Linked DNA regions of Mus musculus: region 2 is linked to region 1. Evidence: chromatin loops called from intact Hi-C (ENCODE). Cell type or tissue: left cerebral cortex. All regions are shown on one strand.

What was found. Peaks named below come from ENCODE experiments on the same cell type or tissue, not always from the same donor. Only the 100,000 strongest peaks of a DNase experiment are listed, where the experiment ranks them.
Region 2: a loop joins it to region 1, with 2.0 times the contacts of the local background. A loop is called at or near these places in 1 of 42 quality-filtered maps.

Annotation. Positions count from the first base shown.
Region 1 is chr9:69,643,479-69,651,478 of GRCm38, forward strand. No RefSeq gene overlaps it. Among named protein-coding and RNA genes, the nearest start is that of Gm31469, 25 kb to the right of the region's middle. In left cerebral cortex, no CTCF peak of the experiment used is centred here; a DNase peak (open chromatin) is centred at 3,577.
Region 2 is chr9:69,945,481-69,953,480 of GRCm38, forward strand. No RefSeq gene overlaps it. Among named protein-coding and RNA genes, the nearest start is that of Bnip2, 40 kb to the right of the region's middle. In left cerebral cortex, a CTCF peak has its summit at 3,675 (motif pointing right); a DNase peak (open chromatin) is centred at 3,663.

The DNA of each region.
Region 1 (8,000 bases):
AGGGCATGCTCTGATCACTGTACAGGTGTAATTCTAATTAGCTCATCACAGGAAGTCTGGAAATAGGTAGAGAAGAACAGACAGAAGAGAGGGTCGGAATAGAATTGTTTTGTCTTCCTGGTGAGACTTGGGGTGGTGCTACAGGAGGACTGTCTGCATGGAAAGATCCAGGACTATCACTACTATTCTGGATTTTTTTTTCAATGATATTCTATTAATGAGTCAGAGAACAGTTTGATTCTACCTGCTTTAAGGTGTCCAAGGTTGTTTATTTGGTGATCTAGTGCAATGATGATAACATAGGGAAAAAGAGTACCATAAATCATGATGGCATTCCCAGCTGTATGGAATGTCATTGAGTTGCCCAAACAGCTTTCTCTGTTTGATGTCTTTATGAAGCTTCATACAAACACTCACAAGTTGAGACTGGAGAGATGGTTCAGAAGTTAAGAACAGGTATTGCTCTTGCAGAAGACCTAAGTTCAGTTCCAAGAGCGCATTAGGGTCACCACCTGTAATGCTAGCTCAAGGGGATCTGACACTTTCTGCTGGGCTCTTCGGGAGGAGAGGAGCCTTGTGTCCCATATGAACACACGCAAACATGTAATTTAAAAATAAAATTTTCTAAAAAGAAAAACAACTATGAGTTTAAGTTTAAGATTTGATTAAATTTCTTGTTTGAAAAAGAAATGAGGTCTGAATGTTGCTGTGGGGCATCTTATTTCAGACTTGAGAGGGCTCCGTGGTCCTCTGGGAGCACATTCCAGCCACCGCAACTAACAGATAATGTTAGTGCTTGATAAAGCATAAAACTGAAGCCAAAACTGTTGCTCCTCAAGGGCTCCATTGGGAAGAAACACATCTGGGGAGGATCTTCCGAGGAGACTGTTCTTCACTGCCTGGTGAGGTCTGACAGCCAGAGGCAGGGGCTCCTGCTGTAGCAAATGTGCACACCGAGCTGCACTTTCTCTGTCCCATCCTACTGGCTTCCATTGAGTGGTGTTAGAAAACAAAGATGGCATGAAGACCTTATATTTATCTTAAAATGTTGAAATCCACTGTTCTTTACATATGTAAATAATTTTATTGATATTTATAAATTAAGTCAGAGATATGTAAAATAACAGACTCCAGAGTAGTCATGAAAAGTACACTATTGGTTAAATCTGCTTCATAGTTGAAAATCAAATATTATAAATATAGTTTAACAACCCTTACAACCTATTCCCATTTCTAGAGGTATCCACGATCCCAAATCTTGAATGTATCTTCCTTGTCCACATTTTGTTCTGTTGTTAGGTAAGTTCAAGCATCTACAAACAGTATGGAATATTTCTTGGAATGTATTCAAGGTTGTCAGAAGTATTGTCCTGTGTAGCTTTAACTGTCAACTTGATACCTAGAATCATTTGGGAAGAGAATCGCAAAGAATTGCCCAGCTCAGAAAAGCTTGTGGGCAGGTCTATGGGAACTTGTCTTGATTAGTAAGAGACCAGTCCACTGTGGGAAGCTGCATTCCCTAGGCAGGTGGTCTTAACTGTATCAGAAAGGTAGCTGAGCATAAGCCTGCCTGCCAGCAAGCAAGTAGCATTGTTCATGATTTCGATCCCCCCTACATGACTTCCCTCAGTGATATAACCTGGAATTGTGAGCCAAATAAACCCTGTATCTTCCAAATTTGTTTTGGCCAGGGTATCTGTCACAGTAACAGAAATGAACACCAGTGGCTGGCTCCCCACTCCAGAAGCTGTTTTCAGTAGTGGGAAAGCCTTGGGATTGGGAACCGTTGAGCACACATCAGGATATTTTTGTATTTCAGAACTTGTGCATGGCAAAGGATCAGAAGCCTGGGGAAGTCATTAGCAGTTTAAGAATTTAGCATTTGCTGGTTCCACTCATAAGAATGCTAATTGCATCTACAAAGAAAAGCATAGCAATAATGTGTTTTTAAAATTAGATCTCCTAGCTGTATGGGACACACTGTGCAAAGTAATACCCAAACATCAGAACCCAATGCTTCACTTCACCCTTGGTGCTTCTGCTCAGTTTCTCTCCAACTTAAGCACAACTCTGGAATTTTTCCCTAGAGCCAGCCTTTCTAAACCATCTGAACTCATATCCTGGAGTTGTCATGGTCACCTTGACCTATTCAGACAGTCAAGTGATCTCCCAACTTCAGGGAGGAGATGGAAAATGACATTATTTCAGTATGAAACAGCATGTTCAGATTTAATTAGAGGCCAAGAAAATATTTGATCAAATAGGGTAAATGTTTTTGCAAAATATGTAGAGAGTCTTTTTAATGTATTATTGAAAATAAAATACAGAGATGAATCCTAATACTTTATTCATATTCATCTATATGTTCAACTAAGAATTTCCACAGCACAAGATAACTCAAACATCCGCCACAGATTATTATATAATAAATGATAAGATTTTGTTAATCCATTAATTACAAGCACCATCATTCTTTAATGCTTCTAGTTTTAGGATCCTTGAATTTTAAAGGCATTCCTCCTATCTCAAAGAGAAAGCTAAGAAAGAAGAAAATGAACACAGTCTTTGAGAGACTCCCCCAAATGGCTGAAGATCTACACTTCTACAGCCAACGAAAGTATCCTTTAAAAGGAAGATGAGACTAAAATGAAAATATTTTCAGATTAAAAAAAAAAAGGTGATAATTTGAGCCTCAAGGAAACACTGGAAGTTGTTTTCCATATACCAGAGTCACAGGGAATGAAGTTTAGGTGATAGCTCAGTGGTAAAAAGTTTAGTAAGTCAAGTGTTCCAAGCTCTCATCTATTGTAGGATGTAGTTTTAAAAATGCTAAGCTGTTTTGGAATTTAAGAAGGCAAGAATTCACTGTTCACACTTAGGGAAACAAGGAAGAACGATAATGAGAGACCATAAGTGCCAAGTGAAGAGAAATTGTAATAGTCACAGGAAAATCCACCCAGTAAATGACAGGAGATGGGAGAAAGCAACATAAGCAGGAGGTTACATCACTAAAATGATGAAAAAAAGTTAAAGCCCCAAACATCAGAAACTATATTATAGGAAAATGAAATAGATATTTTAATTAAAAGCAGAGACATGATGTATCCAGCCCCAGTTGACAGAACTAAAACCTCTGTACCTAAGGTTCTGGGTACATTGAGGAAGAAGAAGCAGAAAGAGTGTAAGAACCAAAGGATGAGGACGTCTTCTGTGCAGTTGTGTTTTCTATATACAAAGAGGAAGCTGTGCCTACAATATCGCAACAACATAGCTGCCTAAACAAGGCCATGAGATGAGGCCACCTACATTCACTCCTTCACCTTAACAGGTTTACCTCACTGGCACAGGCCCAAAGGCATGCAGCTAGCCTCTATGCGATTCTAAATCTAGTCAAGGTGAAATGAAGATTTCCTATATGGTAGGGCAGTTTCCTTCAAATGAAGACTTTCTCTCCAGGACTCTGAAGACTCAGATGGTCAACAAAATCTGGGAAAAGTGGAAATGTGGAAGATTTTTGAAGGCTCTTTTCTAGTTTGATAGAAGAAGCAAACAGCTGCTGGAGATGCAGGGGTGGAGCAGACTCTGACTATTTAAACAGTTTGAGATCTCAAACCTGAGGAGCTGCCTGCAAGCTTTGCAGAGAGCTCTAGGGGTTGCAGCCTTGCCAAGTCCTTGCCCAGTGTGTGTGTATGTATGTGTGTGTGTGTGTGTGTGTGTGTGTGTGTGTGTGTGTGAGAGAGAGAGAGAGAGAGAGAGAGAGAGAGGGAGAGGGAGAGAGAGAGAGAGAGAGAGAGAGAGAGAGAGAGAGAGAGATGGCTGCTTTTTTGAGCCATCTCTAAGTGATACCTTACCCATACTCCTGTTAGCAACCCCAGTAAAAACCCAACAGTTCATTAAGTTGTACTTTGGTGAAGTCATGACTTTGGCCTCTCATGGGTTCCCTGTCTGAAGTGAGCAGACATGGGGTGGAGGTGGGGAGACAGAACATGGTCCAAGAATGGAGTCGTGTGAGGAGAATTCTCGGTGCTTCCAAGTACACTCCGAGAAACCAAGACAAGCATCTTGGGACCTCAGTTTCTTCAAAATTCCGAATTATTCTTGGAATGTGTTTTCATATTTCAGCAGATAGGTTTACTTCAGATTACTCATTATTACTTGCTGCCATTATTCAATTAAATATTTAAACTATCCTGTATGGAAAAACATGCTTTTGCCATGTGTGACTTGTCCTTGTGATTGTAGACAGCTTGAACTCATGAGAATGTCACTCAGATAAGCTTTCAGAGTATAAATTGTCTGATGCTCTGAATAAAGTTGGCTATTGGATGAGACTTCAGTTCACCTATGTATCAGCTCCATCCCCCCATGTCCCACTGCCTCCAAAGTGATGATGTGTGTGCTGCATCTCCTTAAGAAATATCTCTCCTATAGAAAACTATTGCAACTAACTTACAATATTTAGGGTCTTTTATTTTTTGCCTAGAAATAAGGTATAGGTTTGTCTTGTCTTTATATCAGTCAGACAAAGTTTACAGATTTTCTTTCAAAATTTTCTTGTACACTTTGGACTATTAATTGAGTTTCTAAGTTGATAATATGTGCTGATGTCTTTGATTTTCTTAGAGTCTTACATCTAGTCACCTTGAAAACTCATATGATAATAGAGTTTTTATGCACAAAGTACTCATCAGTTAACCATAATAAATTTGCACAATGGAACATTCTGTAGCTTTGAAAATATTATGTAGATCAGGAGGCAGGGCAAGTAAACTTTAAAAAAGAAACTTGTGGGAGTTAATAGTATCATAAATTTAATATGTGAAACTATAATATTTTGATGTACTTCTTTCCCAAGTCTAGTTTATTTACCTGCAATTTTGATAAAGTGTGCACTTTTATGTATACACATTTAGAAGGCTATTTTTCACCTTCTTCCCTTGTGTGGCTAGTTTTATGTCAACTTGACACAAGCTTGAGTCATCTGAGAGGAGGGGAACCTCAGCTGAGAAACTGGCTTTGTAACATTGGGCTGTAGGCAAGCCTACGGGGCATTTTTGTAATCAGTTATTGAGGGAAGCTCAGCCCATTGTGAGTAGTACCACCCCTGAGGTAGTGCTATCACAGGTAGTGATCCTGGGTGCTATAAGCAAGCAAGCTGAGCAAGCCACAAGGAGAAAGCCAGCGAGCAGTACTTCTTCATGGCCTCTGTATCAGCTCCTGCCTCCAGGTTCCTGTCCTGTTTGAGTAGTGATGTGGAAACTGTCCTGACTTCCTTTGATGAGGAGTAGTGATGTGGAAACATAAGCAAAATAAACTCTTTCTTCCCCAACTTGCTTTTGGCCATGGTGTTTCATCATAGTGATAGAAGTCCTAACTAACAACTTTCCCACTGAGAATTTTCTGCCATGTTTTCTTGGTTGTCATGAATTTTCTTAATTTGTATTTGCCTTAAAATACTGTTGCTTCTCCATCTATTTTTGAAAGATAGTGTTGCAGGGGATAGCATTCTTGATTCACAATTACTCTTTTTCTCTTCAAACTAATTATTTTGTCCTCTTTGCCCTTTTTCATTGTAGATCTACATAGGAATGAGTACTAATAACCACACAACAGAGTCAATATTAAGCTGTACTGGGATTTCCCCTGTCAACAAAATTAGTCCCAAACTCTTCAATTTAGCCTTAGGCAGAGTTTGAGGACAAAGACAAGACAAGACAAAACAAAACAAACAAACAACCTCCCCCACACAAAACAAACAAATCAACAAAAAACCCATCCACATTCTTTGCTAAAACATAACAAGAATGGTCTCTAGCCCAATTGCTGATACTGTTCTCAGAAACCACTTGAGCTACTCCACAATCCAGAGCTCTCAAAACTGTTGCCTTCCAATACTCCTGCTGGGATGGCCCATTACATTTTGCTTACAGCAACCAACCACTTTCTTAAACCAAAGTCTTCTACATTCCAAACAAAACAAAACAAACAAATTAAAAAAAAAAACCAGCATGGTCAGGTCTGTTAGGCAATGTCCCTTTCCCCTGATGCCAACTCCTGTCTTGACACTTTTCTATGATGGTGATAATATACCATGACCAAAGGTGTCCAATTTGGCTGACAGGTTTAGAGGGTTATAGCCCATGACAGTAAAGGGACAGCTGAGAACTCACATCTTGATCTATAATATTGAGGGAGAGAGAGAGAGAGAGAGAGAGAGAGAGAGAGAGAGAGAGAGAACCCTGGATATCACATGAGTCCTTTGAAACTTCAAAGGCTGCTTCTAGTGACATCTCCCCTCCAACAAGGCCATGCCTAACAATCATTTCTAAGCATTTCTATGAGCTGGTGACCAAGTATTCAAGTATATGGACTGATGGGAGCCATGCTCATCCAAACTGCTACAGTTGTCTGCAGTCTTTCTATTTGACTGACCAGGCCTCCAACTTCTGCAGTACCAGAGGGCATCTGTAACCAGGACTAGAGCCAAGGGGCATCCAAGGTGAATGCAGGGCCCAAGCTCTGTTCCAAAGTGTTCAGTGTCTCCTGAGAGATTGGAGTGTTTGTTCTAAGGCCACTGTGGGTGGGGAGTTCTGGTTTCTGGTGATATGGTTGTCAGTGCAGGACAGAGAGTCTACACTGCTGTGGTCTCAGAGGTTATTTCGAGCCCTTTGAGCCTGTGGGCCTAACCACAGATTCAGACAGTAGACAGAGTTCACTGGATCTGAAGTGGTGGATCATGCCTCCAGCAGGTCCATACGATTCAAAGAGTGACCAAGTTCTTAAGCCATCGGGCCCTCTTGGTGCCTAGTGGGCAGGCCCACTCTTGATGTACTCCTATACAGTACATATAATTCATAAGATACAGTTTGAAAAACACATCCCAATTTTGGCAGTGATTAATAAATAGAGAAAAAGAGAAATTTCCACTTCTTTCTACATTTTATGCTATTTGAATTTTAAATGCAAATTTCCCCATTACTTTTGTAACTAACAACAATTTAATGTGATAATAAGATGCTGGGAAATAGACAGGTTGATAAAAGATTGACCCGAAAGAAGCTCCAGGGAGCCTAGGGAAAAGTTCACGGAACAAGCCACATGGCTCATTGATTTCTACAATATCTTTAAAGACACTTCCATTCGGCTTTGGGAAATCTGTGGCTTTCACAACCAATCAAGGGGTCTCAGCAGCATCTATCAGAGCAGAAAATGAAGATAAAATGGTGGACAATGGTTCAGTGACATCAATGGAGACATCCCATCCCTGATGTTGATCTGTCTTACGTGATGTCTCTTATGCAAAGGGCCTCTCACCAGAAAGACCTAAATAAATTAGGAAGCTAAATGAATTGGATAATTTTCCTTTTAACCATCTCTCTTCACCAGGTGGACGTCAGCTGAGAACAGCCGCATTTGCTGGATTCCCCCTTGTACCTAAGATTGTTCAAGAAATCTCGAGGAACCTAAATTTAATCAGGAGACTCCTGTTAGTGGGAGGAACACCCTTAATTGCTTTGAAGGAAGGCTTTATATCGACCTGGCCCATGGGGTCTTTATTGAAATAAGCTATGTCTGGCTCACATCACTATATTTGTCTAGTGGTATACTTTGGAAGGAGTACAGGAGTGCTCCTGTATGATCTCTGCTCAACTGTCCACAAATAAAGTTTTGTAAGTCAAAAAAAAAAGTCATGGCATGACAACTTTTGGTAGATGTTTGGCTTGAATTTTTACATACCACAGGATAGCCTCAAATTCATATAGCTTAGGACTGTCTTGAATTTTTGATCATCCTGCCTCCACCTCCTGAGTTCTGGGGTTACAGGTATGCACCCCCATACCTAGAGTGTGATGTGTATGTGGAGCTGGGGGTTCCAACTCAGACTTTTGTGCATGCTAGGCAAGTACTCTATCCACAGAGCTACATCCCCAGCTCTAGGTACTTTTATAATGCACTAAATGGAGACTAAATGTGAGCACCCAGCACAGTATCCCACAGAA
Region 2 (8,000 bases), 300 kb after region 1:
CTGCCACCACTGCCACCGCCATCATCATCATCGTCGTCATCATCCTTTTTAAAAAAATAAAACTGGAATGGTTCCCCTGGAGACTAAGTGGAACCCACCAAGCACCAGCAGACAAATCCAGCCCTGGCTGGTTCAGTAACACTGAGAGAGAAAGAAAGAAAGAAAGAAAGAAAGAAAGAAAGAAAGAAAGAAAGAAAGAAAGAAAGAAAGAAAGAAAGAAAGAAAGAAAGAAAGAGAGAGAAGCACAAGACACAATCTCTTTGCCTTGATCCCCGCTTTTCCCCTTTTGACATGTGGGCTCACATATTCCAAGCTGGCCCAAATGTCTTACAGCCAAAGGTAACCTTGACCCTTTGTTCCTCCTCCCTCACTTCCCTAGTGCTGAGATTACAGATGTGCCACCAGAGCCAGCCTGTGCCATGCTGAAGATCAAACCCAGGGCTTCATGCTAGGCAAATACTCTACCAACTTGGGCTGCAGCCCCCACTACTGCCTTCTTATTTGCTGAACAAACATTCCTGGCTAAGAAGACAGCAGAAAAACACTGGGCTCTGCCAACCCCTTGTTAATCAATGAGCCCACAACAAATCACAGATGAAGCCCGTGACACATCAATTACACTAATAACTGAAGGAATCTACGGGAAGTGGTAATCAGGCGCAGGTCCTGGGGGAGTCACCTCCACAAACCTCCACAAACTGGTGAGGCCTGGACACTTAGCTATTTACTGGTCCAACTGTGGGCTGATGGCTTAGAAGTGAGCTGGTAACTGCAGGGGGAGAAATGCTGCATACCAACACTAGTCTGAAGAGAGATTCTGAGATGTATTTGGACTGGACATGCTGTTTGCTTTATGACAGCTCTAAATAACTGTTCTTCACACAGCTTAATTATGGTAAAGAGCAATGACTCTGAAGTGAGAAACTTTCCTCTATTTCTGCCATGAATGAACCATATACTTGGCTAACTAACCTGGACACTTAGTGTCTCAATTTCTTCACCTGCTACACAGATATTATTACACATGACCTCCCATTCCATGGAATGACTATCTGAGAAGATAGAAGATATAGATAGATAGATAGATAGATAGATAGATAGATAGATAGATAGATAGATAGGCAGATGATGAGAGAGAGAGAGGGATGGATGGATGGATGGATAGATGGATAGATGGATAGATGGATAGGTAGGCAGGCAGACAGCATATAGATAGAAATATGTATGATAGATGTATCATGTATGAGATATGTATAGATGATAATACATACATAGATAATTGGTGATATATATATGAACATGATATATAAATAGTTGATAGGTTGAGACAAATGCTGGAAGATGATAGATACAAGTATTCATAGGTGATTGATGATAGATATATAGATAGGTAGATAATGCATAAATGGCAGATGATGACACATATACACATTGATGGTAGATAACATATAGATGGATAGACAGGTGATTGATGATAGATGATTAATAGGAAGATGATAGATACTCAGATGATACACAGAAGACACATACATACATACATACATACTTACACACACACACACAAAACCATAGATAGAGATATAGAGTATACAAAAGGGTCAATAAATATATAAATTTATGGATGATTATGTTTCCATATGAGGTGTCATTAGCCATCACCGGCTGACAGACTTTCAGTGTGTAATGTTTCATTTCTTTCCAGACACCACTTTGGAAAATAGAAGACAGAAGTGAGAGACCCACATGGAAATATCCAACCAAGGATGCTTTATATCCACCACCAAGGATCAAGTTCAGCCAAGGGTAACACAGTAGTGATTCCAAACCTGTTCTCCAGGCTTCTGACCTTGTTCTTCTTTGCTGCTTCTGACTGATAGAAGGTGGCTTACGACAGAAACTCATTTTGGCTGACAAAGGAGAAAGTGAGTCTATTTAAAAAGAAAGAAAGAAAGAAAGAAAGAAAGAAAGAAAGAAAGAAAGAAAGAAAGAAAGAAAGAAAGCACCTTATACCCAGAGATAATGGTGGTCTTACCTTTCCCTCATCAAAGAAATGTCTCTGCAACAGATAGAGACCATTAAAACAAAACAAACCCCACAGCTGATCAAACAGCAGAGAGCGAGTGATGGTGGGGTGCCCAGTCCCAAATGATACACCCACAATACAACTCCTGCAGAGAAGGCTCCAGGATCATAGAGGAAGAGAGAGCACAAGGAAAGAGCATAAGAGCCAGAGGAACAGGGAGGTTGCTGTGATGCTGTGGCTGCTAGAAATGTCAGAGTAACTACACCCCTAAAGTCTCATAAGTGTGGCTGTCTAAACTAGACCAAACAAAAACAACATCAGCAGACATACTAACCCAGAAGAGGAAAATCTCATGGGGCCTTGACCCTAGACAAAGAACACAGGCTTACAAGGGATGCTGAGAGTGAGAGAAATAGTCTTCCCCAGGGAAGAGAACCCCAGTTGGTTATCCAATGCCAGAAGTCAGCCCTGGAAACATACATACAAGTGTATGGACTGAACAGTATTTATGAGGAGGTACACACACACACACACACACACACACACACACACACGCAATCAAAGAAAACGAAGCTATCAAATTGAGGGACAATAATAGGATATGCGGAAGGGGTTAGAGGGAGAAAAGGGAGAGGAAATGTAAATATATTTTAACTTCAAAATATAGGAATTATATATACCTATGTACACACACATACACATACATATGTATATGATATTGCCATGTCAATTTATCCAGGAGGTCTTCACACTGTAATGTGGAAGATTTGGGGGAATGGGGATATTGACTGCTGACAAATGAAGATTATTTACTACAGAAGTATTTGTAAAAGGGAAAGGTTCCATTTACAATGGAGTGACGCTCCTGACAAAGTGACCAAACTCAGTGCCATTAACAGCAGGATGCCTCAGTAATATATCATGTGTGCAACTCCTTTATGGAATATGCTCATCCAAAACATACTAACTTGAATTTCATCAGGCATCCACCCCTAATTTTAGTCTTACAGAGAATACAAGGAAGGAGAATAAAGTTCAAAGCACCCAGAGGGATTTCTAATATGAAGAGTATATAATGGTTTGCCTTCAAATAGTCAACACTATGAGTAAATGTTTAAAAGCTAGAAATAGGGGCTGGAGAGATGACTCAGATGCTAAGACCACAGGCTGCTCTTCAGAGGACCTGGGTTTGCTTCCCAGTATCCACGTGGATGCCCACAAGTATTTGTAATTCCAGTTCCAAGGGATCTTACAGCCTCTTTGGGCCTCCACAGGCACTGTACAGACATACATGCAGACACACAAACTCATACACACACCAAAAATAAGTCTTTAAAAATAAAAACTAGACATGTCTCAAAGAGACAGAACTGCAAACAAGCACAGATTGGATCTTGTTTCAGACATAGATAGATAGATAGATAGATAGATAGATAGATAGATAGATAGATAGATATTGCTTGAATCATAAGCAGGAAGATCCAAGTTTGATCCAAGCATCCAAATCAATCAAACAAACAAACAAACGAACAACCTCTGGGTAATGCTGTGCACCTGTGATCCCAGCACAAGGGAAACAGGGACAGGTGAGTCCCTGGAGCCTGGTGGACAGCAGCTTTCAGACAGTACTTCCTGCTCCAGGCCAGCAGGAGGCGCTGTCTGAAAGGGATGGTGTTCTGATTCACAAGGTTGGCCTCTAGGTTCCACATACAGGCAGGCAGACACAAGTGCCTTGAAAAAGGTATCTTCTGGCTGGGAGAATGCAGTATGGACAGCACTTGCCAGGTGCTGGGATAGAATGGTTGTTTTAGGCCTGATTGCAGACTCACAGTTTGTGGAGATTACCTGAGGAGGAGGTACCTGCCGAATCCTTTAGGAATAATGTGCCAGAAGTCAACAGCTCTCAGACACACAACTTTCAAGAGGTAAAATACAAAACAAACAGCACACACATGCAGGGAAGGAAAACAGCATGAGGCTGGCAACTGTTGAAGCTAGCGATGCATAGCTGAAGTGTTCTTCACTGCAGTGGGTTGGCCTGATGCTGCTTGTATTCTAATACTAACATTGGGTCCCCAAAAACTGGTTGTCCCAGAGAGATTAGAGTCAACACTTAGACCCAAATGACACTGTGTGACCTTGCCCAAGAGTTATTTTTGATTGGTAAATAAAGATGCTGACAGCCAATAGCTAGGCAGACAAGACGTAGGAGGGGTTTAGGGTTCCTGAGTTTGGGAGTAGGAAGAGAACCACAAAGGGAAAAGAAGGTGAAGGGGGAGAGAGAAGGCACCGTGGGTTAGGTGAGTCATGAAAACATGGCCCTGGAAGGCACCATGGGTTAGGTGAGTCATGAAAACATGGCCCTGAGGGCTGACCAATTGGAGTTAAGAGCAGTCCAAATGAAACATAATAAGTAATGACTCAGGGTTATCGATAGGAAAGTAGATTCTAATAGCATAAAGGGTAGATATCTGCCTAGCTCTTGTGCCGTCTGAGCCTTTTTGTAAATATAAAGGTTGTGTGAGTGTTTTTCCAGGAACTGAGTGATAAGGCTGGGTGGAAACCCCAGGTCAGCATAAAATAATTTCTACAATACTTCACAGAGAAGAGACACCTGGTAGCTTACAAAGTTGGCAAAAAGCTGTTCTGGGGTCAGAATTTCAAATGACACACCAATGGCTAGAGCAGAGCTCGCCATTGTTGCCACCCTGACCGTGGAGGCACAGTGTCTTCTCAGGGCCCAGAGAGAGAGAGAGAGACAGAGAGAGAGACAGAGACAGAGACAGAAACAGAGACAAAAAGAGAGAGTTAGGTGGTACAGGATTTAATCCCAGCATTCCGGAAGCAGAGGCAGGCAAGGCAGGCAAAGCTCTGAGTTCAAGGCCACCCTGGTCTACAGAGCTAGTTTCAGGACAGTCAGGGCTACACAGAGAAACCCTGCCTTGAAAAACAAACAGAACAAAAACAAAACAAAAAATTGTTTGTTTGTGTCCATGTGTGGAGTGTGTGTGTGTGTGTGTACCTGTGCATACAAGTACACGTGCATGCGGAAGCCAGAGGTAGACATTAGGTGTCTTGTTCATTCATTCTCCTCTCTATATATATATTATGTATTATAATGATACATAATTTAATATATAATATAATATATACATTGACCCAGGGATGATCCCTGAGCCCTATGCTCATTGATTGGCTAAACTGGCTGGCCAGCAGGATCCAAGAATCTGCCTCCGTGTTCCCTCCCCAACTCTTTGATGCTTTCCTGGATGAGGCTAGCAAAAGATGGCCAGGTAGTACTTGGTAAGACAGGTGTCAGCTACTCGGTAAAGTAACAGAAGTGAGGCCCACGCCCCTTCCAATCTATAGACTGTATAACTATAGAATATTTCAAGATAAGATGAATTGTTGAATTATATTCTATATATACACATATATAGTTGATGTGTAGCAATTCTTTAATGTTGCTTTCTGAGGACAGAAGTTTATTTACAGAACAATGCTAGCATCTATTGATTTGGGCATATTGGCTTGTTTGATGACAAGGTACTCTCTTAGTTGTTGTCTGTGAAAATGCCTGGAGGCCTTCAGGCTTGTGTGTCCATAAATTGAAATATATTGTGATTATTATTGTTCATGATGGTTCACAAATACACTCTCTTTCGTCGGAATACATAATCAAGACATTGCAAGGGGAAATTTGTTAAAGTAATTCATGTTTTATCCATTGAAAATCTAAGAGGGTCATGATGCTTTCCTGGCGGTTGGTGAGAAATGCAAACCCAACTGATCGAATATTAATATCCATTAGCACATTTTATATTGATAAATTCAGGAAAGAAAAATCAGTATTCTCTCAGAGACTGCTGAAAAGTGGCTTTGACCCCTTCATCTGTCATCATTATGGGGAAGAGCCCGAGCCCCCAATGTATCATTTGTTTATGACAGTAAACACAACAAAGAAAGTGCCTGCGGTGACAGCATGGCTGCTGGCCCTCTGTTGTGTTCCCTGTCCTGCCGGGGATTCATATCACCAAACACTGAGATGTCCAAGCTGCAGACCCAGTAGACTTCCCTAATGCCTTCCTCTACTGCATCCCTGCCCAGCATCCACACCTCTCCAGCACCGTCAATATCTTAAATCCATTTATTTCTCTCCATTTTCCTCACTAGCAATCATACCTGAACTATAAACATTTCCCTTACTTGGTAACAGCCTCCAATTGGCCTGTCTCAGGCCACTTCTGTCTGTTGGTGAAGGATCAGCCTGTGTGGCTCTCTGTACTTGTCTCCCCAGTCCCATTTCAATTTTTTTTAAATGAATTCCAACCCCATTCACAATAGAATCCCTTAGCATGGCCTAAGCACCATTGTGTAACTCCTCTCCTCTTCATTGGCTTCCCAGCCTCACCCTGCATCTTCCTCCCTTGCCTGGTTGCAATTGCCATGTCTCAGACTCAGTATTTCTTTTTCCCCAAGCCCCATCCTTAATCCTGTACATGGATCGACATTTCTGCTCGGTGTTCGTGCCTTTCCCAGCCATTCTTGAAGCATGTCCTTCACCAAGTACAAAGTAGAGGTGGTGACCCCCCCCTCTGTGTGTGTGTGTGTGTGTGTGTGTGTCTGGCTGGTTGGCTGTGTTCCCTGCAGAAGGGTGCATGTGTGCATGCTTATATGAGGGGTGGGGTGGCAGAGGACAACCACGGTGCCATTGCTCAGTACCACCCACGATTTTTTTCTTTTGTTTTGAGATAGGGTCTTTCCTCGTCCTGAAGCTTACTAATGGGGCTGGGTTTTCGGGTCAGTGAGCTCCAGGATCTGCCTGTCTCTGCCTCCCAGTCATAGGGTTACAGTACACACCCAGCTTTTATGTGTGTTCTGGGCCCTTCATTGGCTGAGCCCATCTCCAGACCCTCTTTCCCTTCTGTCTTTCTTCTGCATCCCGCAGTTTGGAGAAGCGTAAGTAGTCCTGGGACTTTTCTGCTTGGGTCAGACAGCACCACAAGACAGAGGCAGCTGTTTGGCAACCTGTGCATCTTCTCCTCATCACTCAGAGGCCACATGTGCACTGAGTGTGCATTCATCAAGCCAAACAATGTATGAGCTGATAGATGAGTGTAAAAGACCACACTATAGTCATAGAGAAGTGGGAAAGTGAGAAGACCAAGAGCTCACTGGGCTGGACTCGCGGGTTGTTTTGTTTTTTTTAACCATGGTTTTTAGGTGTTTTTGTTTAATTTATATGTTTGGTTGGTTGGTTGGTTTTGCTATTGTTATTGGTTGGTTGGCTGGCTGGGTTGGTTTTTTGTTTTGTTTTGTTTTTTGTTTTGTTTTGTTTTGAGGTTATCATTCAATTACATTCTCTCTTCCTTTTTATTCCTCCTATAAACCCTTCCTGGATCTCCTTCAAATGCATGGCCTCTTTTTTTAGTAAAAATTTGTTATTGCATACATATATGTGTATACACATATACCTGTTCTGTTCATGTAATGTCATCTGAATGTATGCTTTCAGGGCTGACCATCTGACACTGGGCAACCAATCAATTGATAAGTCCATCCAGGTTCCTTTCTTGTTTTAATTATGTGTCTCTGTGTGGCTGTCACTTGGGTGCTGGTGCCCACAGAGGCCAGAAGAGAATTCCTGGTTCCCTGGAGCTGGAGTTACAGGAAGTTGAGACCTGCCTGACATGGGTTCTGGGAACCAAACTTGGGTCCTCTGTGAGAGAAATTCACCATCTTGAGTGTTGAGTCATCTCTCCAGCCCCTGGCCCCGTGAGTTTGACACTGTCTTTAGACTAGTATTTAAAAACAAAGTCTTGAATGTGGGTTGAGCTGTCTTTTCCCTGGATGGGAGGCTGGACTTTTCAATACACATCGAGAGAGATCCAGAGTCATGACAAGTGTGCCCCAGGGAGCAACAGAACCTAACCTGCAAATCTTACCGAGATCTCAATCCAAACTCAGAGCTCTGTGG